Linked DNA regions of Mus musculus: region 2 is linked to region 1. The links are chromatin contacts, found by POLR2A ChIA-PET in ENCODE. All regions are on one chromosome and are shown on one strand. Each heading gives the region's core, a stretch centred on a gene start or an enhancer-like site at or near the end of the contact. The rest is flanking DNA. Distances are from core to core; before and after follow the strand shown. Region 1 holds the start of Khsrp (KH-type splicing regulatory protein). Region 2 holds the start of Vav1 (vav 1 oncogene).

What was found. ChIA-PET counts read pairs that join two places held with the same protein, here RNA polymerase II (POLR2A).
Region 2: POLR2A ChIA-PET joins it to region 1 with 12 read pairs in embryonic stem cell. The contact joins the promoter of Vav1 here to the promoter of Khsrp in region 1. POLR2A ChIA-PET finds 5 or more read pairs at or near these places in 3 of 5 experiments (Patski and embryonic stem cell).

What each region holds. Positions count from the first base shown.
Region 1 is chr17:57,028,418-57,035,537 of GRCm38, forward strand. It overlaps Khsrp (KH-type splicing regulatory protein), which reads right to left and starts at 3,090. Exons shown (of 18, transcript NM_010613.3): 1 at 2,731-3,090; 2 at 625-721. The coding sequence starts at 2,982. Slc25a41 (solute carrier family 25, member 41) reads right to left here. Exons shown (of 7, transcript NM_175333.3): 5 at 6,370-6,537; 6 at 5,303-5,450; 7 at 4,355-4,766. The coding sequence ends at 4,579.
Region 2 is chr17:57,276,170-57,283,289 of GRCm38, forward strand. Vav1 (vav 1 oncogene) reads left to right here and starts at 2,931. Exons shown (of 27, transcript NM_011691.4): 1 at 2,931-3,232. The coding sequence starts at 3,029.

The DNA.
Region 1 (7,120 bases), core at 1,840-4,339:
AACAGGGAAGGAACAGTCTTGAGAGCCTACCACCCTCCCTGTCACAATCGACCTGCCCTTCTCTCATCTCAGCTTCTGATACTTTTTTTCTTTTTTCTTTTCTTTCTTTCTTTCTTTCTTTCTTTCTTTCTTTCTTTCTTTCTTTCTTTCTTTCTTTCTTTCTGGTTTTCCGTTTTCTTCTTTTTTGGGGGGGGGGGGTTTCGAGACAGGGTTTCTCTGTGTAGCCCTGGCTGTCCTGGAACTCACTTTGTAGACCAGGCTGGCCTCGAACTCAGAAATCAGCCTGCCTCTGCCTCCCAAGTGCTGGGATTAAAGGCGTGTGCCACCACCACCCGGCTCTTTCTGGTTTTCCGAGACAGGGTTTCTCTGTAGAACCCTGCCTGTCTTGGAACTCAGAAATCTGCCTGCCTTTGCCTCCCAAGTGCTGGGATTAAAGGTGTGCACCACCTCTGCCTGGTGCTAGCTATCTGATACTTAAGGGTGGCAGATGGGACAAAAAGCTGGGCTGGCTCCCCTGTCTTGAAGTCCCACTGGGACAAAATGCTACTCTTAGCCCCAGGCCTCCCTCTCAGGTGAGAGCCAGCTGCTGTTACTGCCGCCGCCGCCGCCGCCACCAGCAGTTACCTCCATCTTCCAGCTGTCTCTTTTGGCCCCCAAAGCCAAAATCAGGAGTGTTGTTATTCACGGTGGTAGCAGCATCACCTCCGATTTTGGCTGCAATCTAGGGTGAGGTAGAAATATAGATGAGTTACCATCCCAAGCAACTCTCAAGTTTATCTCCAGCTTTGGCCTGGAGTGGCTCTCCCTGATTTTGAGGAGTGTGGGCACAGACATAGACACTCTAGAAGCTTTTATGAATGTCTCCCAAGTTTTCTAAGAACTATAGGCTCCCTGTCCCCATTACAGTCAGGATCTGTGACCACAAGTGCAAAAGGAACAGCAGCCAAGGAAGACAGGGATTCCTGGACCACCCCCACAAGTGGCCTGGACAGCAAACAGGATTTCAATGTGGTCCCTACAACCTTCCTGTCTTTTACCCTGGACATCTTTACAAAATCATCCTGAGAAATCTCAGCCAAGTTTCTACCTTCAAGGCACCTGACATCCCAGTATGACCAAAACAAAAGCCCCTTTGGGGCACACACTGAGTTTCAAGTACACAGAGAACATATATACATCACCCCTAAGTCATCAAACACACTCCAAATCCTGAACTCAGGATCTGGCCTATGCTATTATAAAAAACAAAAAAAAAAATTGTGCTTACCCTTGACAGGGAGTGTCATCTCAACTGACAGCACTTACCCACGGGAAGCTGCCTCGTAAGACAATTTGGGGGATGACCAGAAAAAAGGCACGCTAAAGCCCATCCCACCTCGGAGGAAGGCAGAGGTGATAATGAAGAGGGCAGTAACTCAATGGGTCCTCCCACCTAGGGAGGAGCCAGTCCTTAGGCCGGAGGCCTTGGGACAACCCCAGGATAGCAGCATCTGTGGTAAGCCTGGCCTGTCCAACTCTCAGAATGTACCCGAGTGGGGTTGTGAGCAAGGCTGAGCCAGGTCACACCAGCACATAACACTCTTAAATGCGGTCATCAAAACAAGGCATGTTCCCAAAGACAGACAATACTTTTGAATTCAAACAGTAAAAAGCAGGATCCCGTGTCCACCTTCCCCACCTCATCCCAAAGCCCAGGCTCTCTAACAAAGGGTCGGTCCTCTCTTCATCAGAAAGAACTCTCCCAACCCCTTACCAAATCCCTTCCTAGGGAAGGTACAGAAATGGGCCAGGGGACCTGTTTTGACTTGAAAATAGGAGTAATGGTGTGTAAAGCAAGATCCTCTAAAAGGGAGTTGAATTTCTGGGCGGGTGCAAATGTGTGCTAAGATGGGTCCCCCCCACTTTCTAAGTATACGGCCAAGCTCAGTCCCTGTGCAAACCTAGGACTCCGTCTTGGGAACTAATATATTCTGAACCCTCAGGTCTCTGAATAGCGGTCTCCTACCATCCTGCGATGCAACTTTACAAACCCTGAGAAGCCCTTGGGGACCCTAAGACTCCAAGGGTTCAAAGAGGGGTCTCACAGCATCTCTGACCCCATCCTTCATGAACTCAGGAATTGCTCTTACAGATCTGCCTCAGTTTCTAGAACCCCATGGGTCCTAAGGGGGTGCCTAAGTGAAAACCCAGGAGTGATTCTTGGGGACATCCTCATAACATTCAAGCTCAGGCCTTTGGAAAACTAGGAGACCTCTCCAAATCACAAACAGTCTTGGACTTTAGAGTGGTCCTCAGAATGCAAACCCTATATCTTGAATGGAAATAACGGGTGCAAGCTCGGGGGGTGGCTCTTGGGGACACTGTCCCAGACTGCAACCTTTATGGGTCCTAGAGGAATCCTCTAGTACACCCAGGAAAAAAATCGTGGGAACTCCAAAGCTGCAACCCTCCTAATAGAGAAGACCTGGTGCAAGTACAGGGGTGGGTCTCAGGGACCCCAAAGGCTGCAAGCCCTGGTACCCAAGAGAAACCGTCCAGTGCAAAGTCTAGTTTTCGGAGATCCCCCCTTCAACGCACCCTTAACTACACGCACGCAGAGGGTCACCCTCACACCGTGACGGCCCCAGACTCCCCGCCCCGAGCCCGCCGCCCACGTGACCCTCCCGCGACCCCGCGCGCGCCGCTGCCCCCTCCCCCGCGCGCGCGCACGCGCCCTCGCGGCCCCCTCACCTGGCGGGCCCGCTGCACGGCGTCGGCGAAGGCGTCCTTGCGGATCCCAGGGCCGCCGCCACCGGGAGGCTGTGAGGGGCCCCCGGACGCGCCTCCTCCACCCGGGCCGCCGCCGCCAGGGCCTCCGCCGCCCCGGTCTCCCGCGCCCGGCGGGCCCGGCGGAGGGCCTCCTCCCGCACCCGCGGCTCCCCCTCCGCCGCCAGCGGGAGGCGGCGGGCCGGGCGGGGGACCTCCGGTGTTGTAGTCCGACATGGCGCGGCGGGGACGGGCTTGGTGCGGAGGCTTCAAGCTGAGGAGGCGGAGGCGGCGGCGGCTCAACGCGGGAACAAGGCCTCGCTCCACACGGCCGCGGAGCACGATGGGAAGCCAGCGGCTGGGAAGGCGACGGGGAGGGGGGGTCGCGGAGGGGGAAGAGGGGCACCTCCTCCCGCCACCGGCTTGACGGACGCCGAGGAACAGCCAGTAGTATACGGCTACCACTCTACGCCCGCCAATCGTGGGCCGTAAATCCGGGCGACCAGTCAGAGCTTCGGAAGATGCAGGGGGCGGGAGGCGCGGTGTGACTGACGAAGATAGGACTCAATAAGCCCAGGGCTGCTGGCGCTGGGCGGGCAATTGGAAGTCACGCGAGAAGTCAGGAGGCCCAATGAAGCGCGAGTTCCACCTTCTCGGGGCGGCTCTAGGATGAGAGTGACGGCTCTGATCAGTCACGTGGCCTTGAGGGCGGAGCCTATGAAAATTCTCTGGGATGAGCTGGGCGGGCGCTCGGCAAGATAGTCGTCAACACCAGCTAATGAATACACTTAGGAGGCGGTGCTTGCTAAGATTGGCAGTCATTTGATCCAGTCCCCGAAGCATTTTGGAGGATGCGCTTGGATTTGGACGTGACTTTTCTCAGAATCCTTGTCCTCTGACTTCTGAGCCAATGGCTGAGCGACAAGGGCAAGCGTTCAATGATTGACCCCTCTGTGGACAAATAGCAGTAACAGAAGTAATAGTGCCCGCTTGCTGAGAGCCAGTGAAAGCGCATCTGCATTGGGGTGGAACCCGCTACCAGGCGGCAGGAGCGGATTAGTGGGAGCAGAAGTGAGTGGCAGAGGACGTGGGAGGTAGTGCTCAGCAGCCGGAACTATGGGCAGGACCTTAAGTCAGCGCCCCAGTAGCCTGGCTTGGGGAGGCCTTGCCCGTGGCCTGCCCGAAGCCTTGGGGGGTGGGGGGAGTGGTGGCCCGAAATTGGGTGAAGATTTTCCCTCAAAGGACCTTCACTTCCAAGACTCATGACACCAACTCCTCAAACTTCAAGCCTATTCCCAACCTCGACCCAGGCCCCCCACAGGGGTCCAAGTCTCCTGCTCCCAACCCTGGACTAAGAAGGAACCCCAAGTTCCCACAGGAGTCCAAACTTCCAGTTGCCACCCTGGGCCCAGAAGTCCCAGGTCCATTTACCGGAGTTCAAGACCCCTAGAGCTCCTAGCCTGGACCCCAAAATCTCAGGTCCTCCTGATCCCCAAGTCGTCAGGGTGGGGGTTGAACTTAGGATCTCATAAATGCTAGGCAAGCACCCTAGACGATACACCCCATCTCCCAGCTCCCACCCAGAACCAGCTAATCTCAGACACAGACGTCCAAAACTATCTTTATTCATTGTCTGCATCTTCTCTTGAACAAGCCTGCAAAAACCCGGCTGGAATCCCAACTCAGAATCCCAATTGGAGGACTCCCAGCGCTTTTCTAATCCGAGTCCTGGGTGGTTTTTGCAAACCAAAATGGCCTTAAAGCCTGAGCCTTGGAGTGCTTTTTGAGACTCAGGGACACTGGGTCTTCCATTCTCTTCTTGTTCAGGGCAGGTCATCTGCTCAGGACTTGTACACCCAGGGTTTTCTTCATGGCTTCATACACCAGGTAGCTGATGCCGCCTGCTGGCAACACCTTCAGTAAAGTGGGTGTCATGCCTCTGTACAGCCCCGGCCAGCCCTGCTGGCTCAGTATCCTCTTGAAGACTCCCTGCATGGTGGGGTTGGAGCCCTCCACAGTGTCTGGGGATAGACATAGACAAGGTCAGCACTGGGTATGATGTGAGATTCACTGTGAAGGATCTGATCACACTGAGGGAATGTTGTAGAGATCATTTGGTTATTGTTATATATGTATGTATGTATGTTGACATGGTATCATATGGTGCAGATTGGCCTAGAACTCCATATGTAGCTGAGGCTAGCTTTGAACTCTTGATTCCCTTGCATGTACCTCCTACTGGAATAACAGCACTATCACACCCAGTTCATGTGGTACTGGGGATTGAACCCATGCATATAAGGCACACTCTGTACCTTGAGCCCCAGCCTCAAAGTAGCTGAGGCTGGCTTTCCAAGTGATGGGTGATAGGCATGTTAACTTGAGGGCTAGGGTTAGATTAGGGGTGAGCATAAGCTTTGGTGGGTTCAGTACTTAGCAAAGGTGTTCTAAATGGGTTATAGAGAGGCTGAAAGTTGGTGGGAAAGGTGAAAAGATACAGAGAGCTGGAATGAGGCAAGGAACAGCTATGTGTAATGGCTCCTGGAGCCAGGCTGACCTTGAGCCTGCATCCTTGTGCGCACCAAAGTCAGTGGGTAACTGGCCATCTGGCCACAGGTCGTGGACAGTGTTACAGATGACAGGCTGACGAGGCCACTGGGGTCCTTCATGTCCCTGCCCAACTTCTGCCACAGGCACTGGAGTAGCTGCGAAAGGAGGCAAGAATGCTCTTGATACCGACTCAGAGTCAAGACAGGCATGGTGGTGCACACCTTAGTCCCTCCAGTGTTGAATCAGTGGCTGGTGGGTCTCCAAGTTCAGGGACAGCCAAGGCTGCATACTAAAACCCAATCCCATAATCAAAACCAGCTGGACACGATGGCACACACCTTTAATCTCAGCAGTAGGAGGCAGAGGCTGGAGGATCTCTTTACATTTGAGGCTAGCCTCCATGTACATACTGAGTTCTAGTTCAGACAAGGCTACATAGTGAGACCCTATCTTAAAAAACAACAGGCTTTGGAACTCTGAGTTTGAGGGCAGCCTGGTCTATAGAGTGGGTTTTAGGACAGTCAGGGCTATACAGAGAAATCCTGTCTGGGTGTCGGGATCAAACAAAAACAGTGGATTGGAGAGATGGCTCCCAGGTCAAAAGCATTTGTCCCTTGCAGAAGACCCAAGTTCAGTTCCCAGCATCCAAATGCTGTCTTAGTCTAAAAAAACCAAGATTTAAGAGAAGGAACACTGACTGCGCTTCCAGAGGTCCTGAGTTCAGTTCCCATCGACCACACGGTGACTCAAAACCATCTGTAATAGGATCTGATGCCTTTTTCTGGTGTGTCTGAAGGCAGCGACATTGTGCTCATACATATAAAATGAGAGAGCCGGGCATGGTGGCTCACGCCTTTAATCCCAGCACTTGGGAGGCAGAGGCAGGCAAATTTCTGAGTTCGAGGCCAGTCTGGTCTAGAGAGTGAGTTCCAGGACAGCCAGGGCTATACAGAGAAACCCTGTCTCGAAAAACCAAAGAGAGAGAGAGAGAGAGAGAGAGAGAGAGAGAGAGAGAGAGAGAGAGAGATACAGGCTGACCACCAAAGCCATGTTCTCCCCTCTGGAGACACACACCTCATAAACAGCTAGGTCGGTGCAAGCATAGGGGATGATGCCCAACATGTTGGGCAGGTAGCCTCGGTATAGGGCTCGGGTACCATCCCGTTCCAAGATCTGCCTGGCACAGTCCAGAAGCCCTTTATACTGGCCAGTGAAGCGAAGGGTCAGCCGAGTCTTGAGTACCTGGAGCAGGAGGAGATCCATTTGGTTAAACACTCTCTGACAGACCTGTCACACACTTGTAGGTGGAGGTATTGTCAAGGGTTCAATTGTGCATAGGCCGCATGAGATAGGCCACTTATGTGGAAAAGAGGGAGCCACTAGCTAGGTTCTCACTCTAACATAATACCTGTGGTTGTTGAGCTTTTAAAAGATTAAACCCAGGTTCTCTGCTAACATATCCATCATATTGCAAACACTGGGTAGGCTGGAGCAAGAGGATCATAAACTTCAGGCCAACCTGGGCTACATAGTAAGACCCTTTCACAAAAATAGGTTGAGGCTGTGACTCTTTTGGTAGAGGGCATGCATGCCTATCACAAAGCCTTGAGTTTCATCCTAGCACCCCCACAAACTGGGAGTGGTGGCATATACCTGTGATCTCAGTACCCAAAAGTAGAAATGAAACAGGATGTTTAAAGTCATCCTGTTATATAAGGGGAGTTCCAGTCTAGCCTGGGCTACAGTGAAACCCAGCCCTGCTCCTTCTTTTGAGATAGAGTGTGTTACAATGTGGCTGTGGCTGGCCTGGGACCCATTATGAAGA
Region 2 (7,120 bases), core at 1,681-4,180, 250 kb after region 1:
CGGTTCAGGGCAGCTCTGGGGCTGTGGCGTCAAACCTGCAGCTTCCTCCAGGCCCGCCCCCGCCCCGGTTTGGAATTGTGAGAAAGGCGACAGCCTCCCGCTAAAGACGGGATCGGGCTGGATTTTGGGACCAGGACGAGGAAAGAGGGAATCTTTTCTCAGGTTGGGGGTGGGGCTGTATCCTGATGGCTGGAGAAGAGTTAGAGGAAGTCGAGGGTTGGGAATTTGCGGCAAGAGAGGCAATACTACGTTTATTCAAAGGCCACGTTTGTACACTGGCCCAGCACGCAGGAATCAGGATTTCAGCGTCAGCCTTAGATACATCACGAAGTTCAAGGTCAGTCTGAGCTCTACATGAGACTTTAGTAAAGTATTCTATATAATAGAGGCAGCCCTCATTAAACTCCTACGGTAAACCAAGACAATTCGGCTTGCCTTCTCTTGTCTCAACGGCTCAGTTTTCAGTTACATCCTCCTAGGAATGAGACGTGTACCATTCACCCCCATTTTCTCTATGGAGAGATCGAAGCACGAGACGAGAGGAACTAAGCCATTCGTGCAAATGTACCTCAGCTTGGAAGTGGTGGAGATGGAATTCGAATCTAGAAACCTAGTGGGCGCTCTCCAGCTGCCTCTCGTTTTTGTTTTGTTTTCACTGCCTGGCCTTCCTACCCTAACTGCGTGCAAAGAAAACAAATTGTTACCCGGTTTAGAGAAGAGGGAGAGGACGCGTAGGAAGTCACAGACGCCAAAAATAGGGGATAGAAATTGTCCTCGCCTGTAAGGTTGCAAAACGGGAGGGTTTTCAGGTTGTGCCCACCCCTACCCATATCCTCAGTGCGTAAATGAGACTCAAGCTGGTCCAGTGAAGCCGTTTAGCGCCGCCTAGAGGCCATAAGGATAAAAGGTGGGGTGCTAAGGAAGCGGCTTGGAATCTGGTGGGTTAGTCAGGGAGAGGCTTGCTTGCCAAGGTAATTTTAGTTCCTGAGAAGCTATGGTCAGGAAAGCAGTACATATTTGTTAGACAAATCAACTAATAAATGACAGGGAAGGGCACTGGTGACCTTGACTCGGACGAGAACTCACAGCAGGGAAGGTGGGCTTATAGTATGATAATTAAGGGTGGAGGAGGGCTGTGGCTTAAAATTTAGGAAGACTTAAGGGAAAAAAAATGACATTTGGGGGCTGGGGAGATGGTTCAGTCAAATGCTTGCTACTCAAATGAGAGGACAAGAGTTCAAATCCCTAGGGCACAATTAAAGCAGGAGGAGGTAGTCTGTGCTCTTTAATCTCAGTGCTCCTAAGACGAGATGGGGGCAGAGACAATTCTGGAAGTTCAGCTAGCCAGGAGCAGTTAGCCCAGGAGTAAGAGAGACTCTATGTTAAGTATGTGGAAGAGAGGGTCTACACTGAGGCTGTCCTGCCACCTCAACACACACGCCATAGTGTTCTCTCTCTCTCTCTCTCTCTCTCTCTCTCTCTCTCTCTCTCTCTCTCTTTCTCACACACACACATACAAGTTTTAAAGAAAAAAGGAAAAGTGGGTGGTGAGGGTGAGAGGGCTCTGTGGGCAAAGGTGATTGCTACCAAGCCTAATGATCTGAGCTCAATCGTTGGGGCTTGCATGGTGGAAAGAGGACCTACTCCCTTGGGCTGGTGAGATGGCTCAGTGGGTTAGAGCACCTGACTGCTCTTCCGAAGGTCCAGAGTTCAAATCCCAGCAACCACATGGTGGCTCACAACCATCCGTAACAAGATCTGACCCCCTCTTCTGAAGTGTCTGAAGACAGCTACAATGTACTTACATATAATAAATAAATAAATAAATAAATCTTTAAAAAAAAAAAAAAGAGGACCTACTCCCCCATGTTAACCTTTGACCTCCACACATGTACTGTGCCCCACATGTACCTTCACACATACACACATACATATGTATATATATACACACACACACATATATATATGTAATAAAAGTGAAATGGCTTTCAAAGTAGAATATATTTTCTAATGTTTATTATAGTTCTATTTGTTGGCAGTTTCCTACATGTTAACAACCTATCTTCGTCCTACCCACCCTCAACTCCCCTCTGACTCCGAATGAGAGTGGACTCTCTTTACCTTATCCCCACTTTCTTGCTCTTTTGTAACCCTTTGCATCCATTACTGCTGCCTGTGGGCATGTTGGCTCCCTCCTGGCTTTGTCTTGTGCTGCCACCATAACTGCACGGAGTTCATGAGCGTAGTGGCCATGGGTATGCCCTGGAGATAGCATTTCACATCCCCCGCCCCCGACTCTTACCGACTTTCTGTTCCTTCTCCCTTGAGCCTCGGGCTGGTGGTGGTATAGATGTCCCATCTATGGCTGAGCACTCAGTAATCAAAAAGTAACATGTAAGAAGTGATGGAGTGAATTAGTGTCTTCTGTCAGGTGGTGGGCACAAGTGCAAAGGCCCTGGGGCAGGATGGAGGTCAGGGAGTGAAGAACAGAGAGAGGAGAAGAGGCTGGCAGGGGTTGGGGCAGGGTGAACAGGGCCTTGTGGGGTGCAGGAAAGACATGAGTTTTGGCCCCAAAGCAAGGTTGAACCAGGAGGGTTATGGGTGGTGGAAGAATGGTTGAGACTTGACTCAGTGTTCAGTGGTCCCTTTTGGCTGCTGCAGGGGCAAAAGGCTGTGAGAGATCAGGGCCGTAGACTGGGGACCAGGAGGAGACAGGAGGTGACAGCCTAGGTGCCTACGGCTGGATGAGATAGTGGCACCTTAGTTCAGCAGGTGCCCAGGTCTGCTCAGTGTAGGTGGAGAAAGACGAGGTCACACCAGTGAGTGGAAGCTGTGAGGGCGTAACTGCAGATGCTGCTCCCCCTCCGCCCCACAGCTCCTCCCCACCCCCACCCCGGGGCGACAGTTACAGTCACAGAAGAGGAAGTGGTGTTGTAGTTGTCCCCACTGGGGCAGGCGGCGGCGGTGGTGAAGGAACGAGGGTGCACGGGGCCTCCCCGAGGGGCCAAGTGAGAGGCCGGCAGCCACCATGGAGCTCTGGCGACAGTGCACCCACTGGCTGATCCAGTGTCGGGTGCTGCCTCCCAGCCACCGTGTGACCTGGGAGGGGGCCCAGGTGTGTGAGCTGGCACAGGCACTGCGGGACGGTGTCCTCTTGTGCCAATTGCTTAACAACCTGCTTCCCCAGGCCATTAATCTTCGCGAGGTTAACTTGCGGCCCCAGATGTCCCAGGTGAGTCTGCTGGGTGATGCTAGGGCCCGACTGGATAAAGGCTGGTAGGCCCGGCTCTGGCTATGGAGAGGTGTCGAGCAGAACGGAGCTCTGGGTGGGTTTGTACACTCTTGGTTGGCTTGCAGCTGTCCCAGCAAATTTAGGGGGAAATCTCCCTATCCCGCCCCGCCCCCAGCTGACTCTGTTGAGATCCATTTAAAGGGGTCCTAAGAGGTATCTTGTTGCCTCGTAGTTAGCCAAGAGGGTGCATGAGGTTGGAGAACCAGATTCAAGAGAGAGAGGCCTTCAGTTTCTCCCCCACCGGTGGCTCCTCCTCTTCCACCTCTTCTGCCCCCCTCCTCCTCACATCTTCCTTCACCTCCATTTCCTGCCAGGGCTTTGTGCTGTGTGGCGTGGAGTGTTGGGGGCTGCAATGCGAGACCCTGTGGCATCCCAACTCTACCTATTTCGGGAAGGGCCCATTGAAGTGCAGGGCCCAGGCCTAGGGTCCTAACAAGGCCCTGGGTGTCCCTGAGTTTGACATCTGTGCACTCTCCGTGTTTCAAGTGGAGGCATGGTCAGACTATGCCCCGGTGAGCCTAGAAAATGTATTCAAATCCTTATTTGAATGTGGCTGGGGTGGTGGTGAAAGGTGACTGGTGGCTTTGTACTCTTTTCTCTGCTTCCCCAGGGATGCTGGGTTTCGGGGGGAGGGCTGATAGCCCTAGAAATGAAAGGTATAGGTTCAAGTCAAAGGGATCCACAGCCTTACCGTGGGGTGTGAGGGACATGAGTTGTATCTAAGGGAACATGGCCTTGCCATGGGGTCTGAAGGACACATCCTTGGTGTAGGGGGCATCTGTCTGTCTGTCTGTCCTCTTGCTCTCAGTCTGCCAGTCCTGTACAGCCTGTTTTTCCAAGTCCCAGGAGGCTGTCCCTAGAAATGATGAGCAACGGGGTCAGAGCCTAGTTTCTTCCCTTCATGCGAGGGGTCCCATGGAGTTGAAGACGGGAGTTACTTTAAGAATGGCCTGCTGCAGTCTCCAGGGTATTTCTGGGGTTGTCAGTGAGCCAGCAGTCTCTGAAGCTGTTGTGAGTCCTCTGAAGGAAGTAGGGAACAGAGCACCCACTGTCCCCCATGGACCGTCCCTCTGGCTGGCTAGGGGTCAGCAGAGATTTGCCTACATTTGCTTGAACTTCAGTAGCTTTCAGGGCTTGAGGAAGTAGCTATGGGACTCTTGGGCCCCAGCTCTGGCGGGACTCAGGGTGCCCAATGATGTGGCAATCACAGCTGTTGGGAAAACGGTTAGAGTCAAGGATGGCCTTCCACCCCCCTGTGTATTGTAACTAAGGTTGACTTTTCTGAAGGACAGGTGTTCATGGTGTTAATCCCCAGAGGACTAGCTGTGTCCCAACAGCAGCCTTAGTGTGTGTCAAGCAATGTTGGGAACTTGGCTCTGGCCCCCAAAGAGTTCTTAAACTCAGTGAGACAGAAGAAGATGCATCACAGGCTCTTGTTCTCTAGGGATGTAAGGACATTCACTGCTTGAGAGAATTAGGTCTTATGTACGAAGGGGTATTTAAGCTGGGTTCTGAAGAATCAATAGGAGTTTTCTCATTGCTCTGGCTCTCTATGTCCAGCTGTATGAAGCCTCAGGCTGGGCCAGTGTTCATCCTCATTTTCCCCCATCTATCTTCTTGGTAACTTCTGGCCTCTGGTCTCTCTGACTTTCTTGGAAATCCTACATCTGGTGGAGATGTAGGTGAGAATCAGCAGGCTATTTACAATATGCCAGAGGAGGTACCCCAAGGGAAGGCAGAAAGAAAAAGGAAAGGAGCCACTGACTGGGAAACAGGAGAGATAAAGTCGTAGAGGTCGGAATGAAAGAATAGTTCCTTCGTTTCCCTATCTCTCTCCTTTGTCCAGCAAATAGGGAAGAAATAATTTATATACTACCAACTCGCCCATCTACCAACCCATCCATCTATCCATCCATCCGTCCATCCGTCCGTCTGTCCGTCCATCCACCCATCCATCTGTCCATCTGTCTATCTGTCCACCTGTATGTCTACCCACCCACCCACTCATTCATTTGTCCATTCATCCATCTGCCCACCAGTCTATCTGTCCATCCTCCATCCATCCACCCATCCATCTATCTATTCAGCCAGCCAGCCAGCCAGCCAGCCAGTTATCAGGTCCAAAAGAAACTTGGGACAAATGGCTCACTGTAGTGCCTATTAGCATACCAATCCATATGCTGGTGCCCAGATTTACTCAGTGCCTGTGGCTAGTCTGTTCTTCTCACCCCATTCCCTTTTCTAGACATCACCAGCTTCTGGGTTAGCCTTCCCCAGTTTCTTCTTCCTATACAACCCTGCCATTTTGACTGTGTGCCCTCTGCACTCTTGGCCCTCTCTCCTCTCTTGCTCTCCCCCCTCCCACTGTGGCCTGGTCCATTCTGCTGGCCATACTCAGTCTGCTATTTTCTCTCATGATATGTACTCTCATAGATGCTTCTGGCTGTATTCTTCCTCATACCAACAATAAAATCTCCCCATCAATCATATCTCAGAATGGTCCTGTACTCACTTTATACATCTGGTGCAAAAAAAAAAAAAAACCAAAACAAAAAAAAACCAAAAAACCAAAAACCAAAAAACCAAAAACAACACACACACACACACACACACACACACACACACACTTTATGCCATCCATCCATCCATCCATCCATCCATCCATCCATCCATCCATGTATCCATCCATCCACCCACCTACCCACCCACCCATTTATACATCTACCTATTTCTCCACCCACCTATTCACCAGCTACACTTAAGGATGAGCTTTTACCCTTGTGTGTCATAGTCAAGGCTGACCTATCCATCCATCTGTCCATCCATCCATCCATCCACCTGTATACCTGTCTATCCACTCATCCATCCACTTACTCACGCACCGATCTATTCATTCACCTGTTCTCCTATTCATTTATTCTTTTACCCCGCCTACCCATCCATCAAACAGTGACTATTCAGGACAAGCCCTGCCCTTGGTTTTGGGAACTGTGGGAGTGGGATACAGATGCTCGTGTCTTATCACATGATATTCTAAAGGAGGGAAATGTACCAACGAGACAATGAGGACAGGTGTACATTTCTAGGAGGTGGCTCATACTTTGAAGAAAGCTATACTTAGAAAGAGTGCTTTGTGGCATTTTTGAGTAAGGAGTCTAGGAAATCTCACTAGACTAGAGCAGAAACCTGGGCTTGGTAAAGGCTTACCCTTGTGTGGGTAGTGACGTGTGTGTGTGTGTGTGTGTGTGTGTGTTGGTGCTGCCTGTGCAAAGGTCCTGAGGTAGGTAGTGGCAGGCAGGTATCCATGTGCTCAGGGCAGTGGCTTTCTAGCTGGTTGCACTGGTGTTGGAGATCTGAGTAGAACATCTTCAGACTGGCCAGTGCCCATGAGGTCTAAGACCCACAGAAAGGCTGATGACATCATGGTTAGAAACAGAGGCTTCAGACATCACAAACGTGTGCTTGCCGCCTCTGTGGGACTGTGCAGTCCTCTGTGTGGAACTCTGAGGCTCAGGGTCTGAGGAGAAAGCGATGAATTTTTTGGAAAGGTTTGGCAGGATGCGAGGCTCATAGGATGAGAGGCAGGAATTGGTGTATAACACATTGACAAGCCTCCAGCTGTAGGAAACCATGCAGGTGGGTACGAGGGTGTGCACCTGGTGTTATGGGTATAGCCCTTGGTTGGTGTGTCTGAACTGAGAGTAGAAGCTAACATAGCGATTGACTTAGGTTTAGTGACTCGGATAATAGCATTTGCTGTGCGACCATAAAGACCTGCACACATATTAAAAGGCCAGGCATGACTGTGGGCTCCTCCTTGCAAACCCG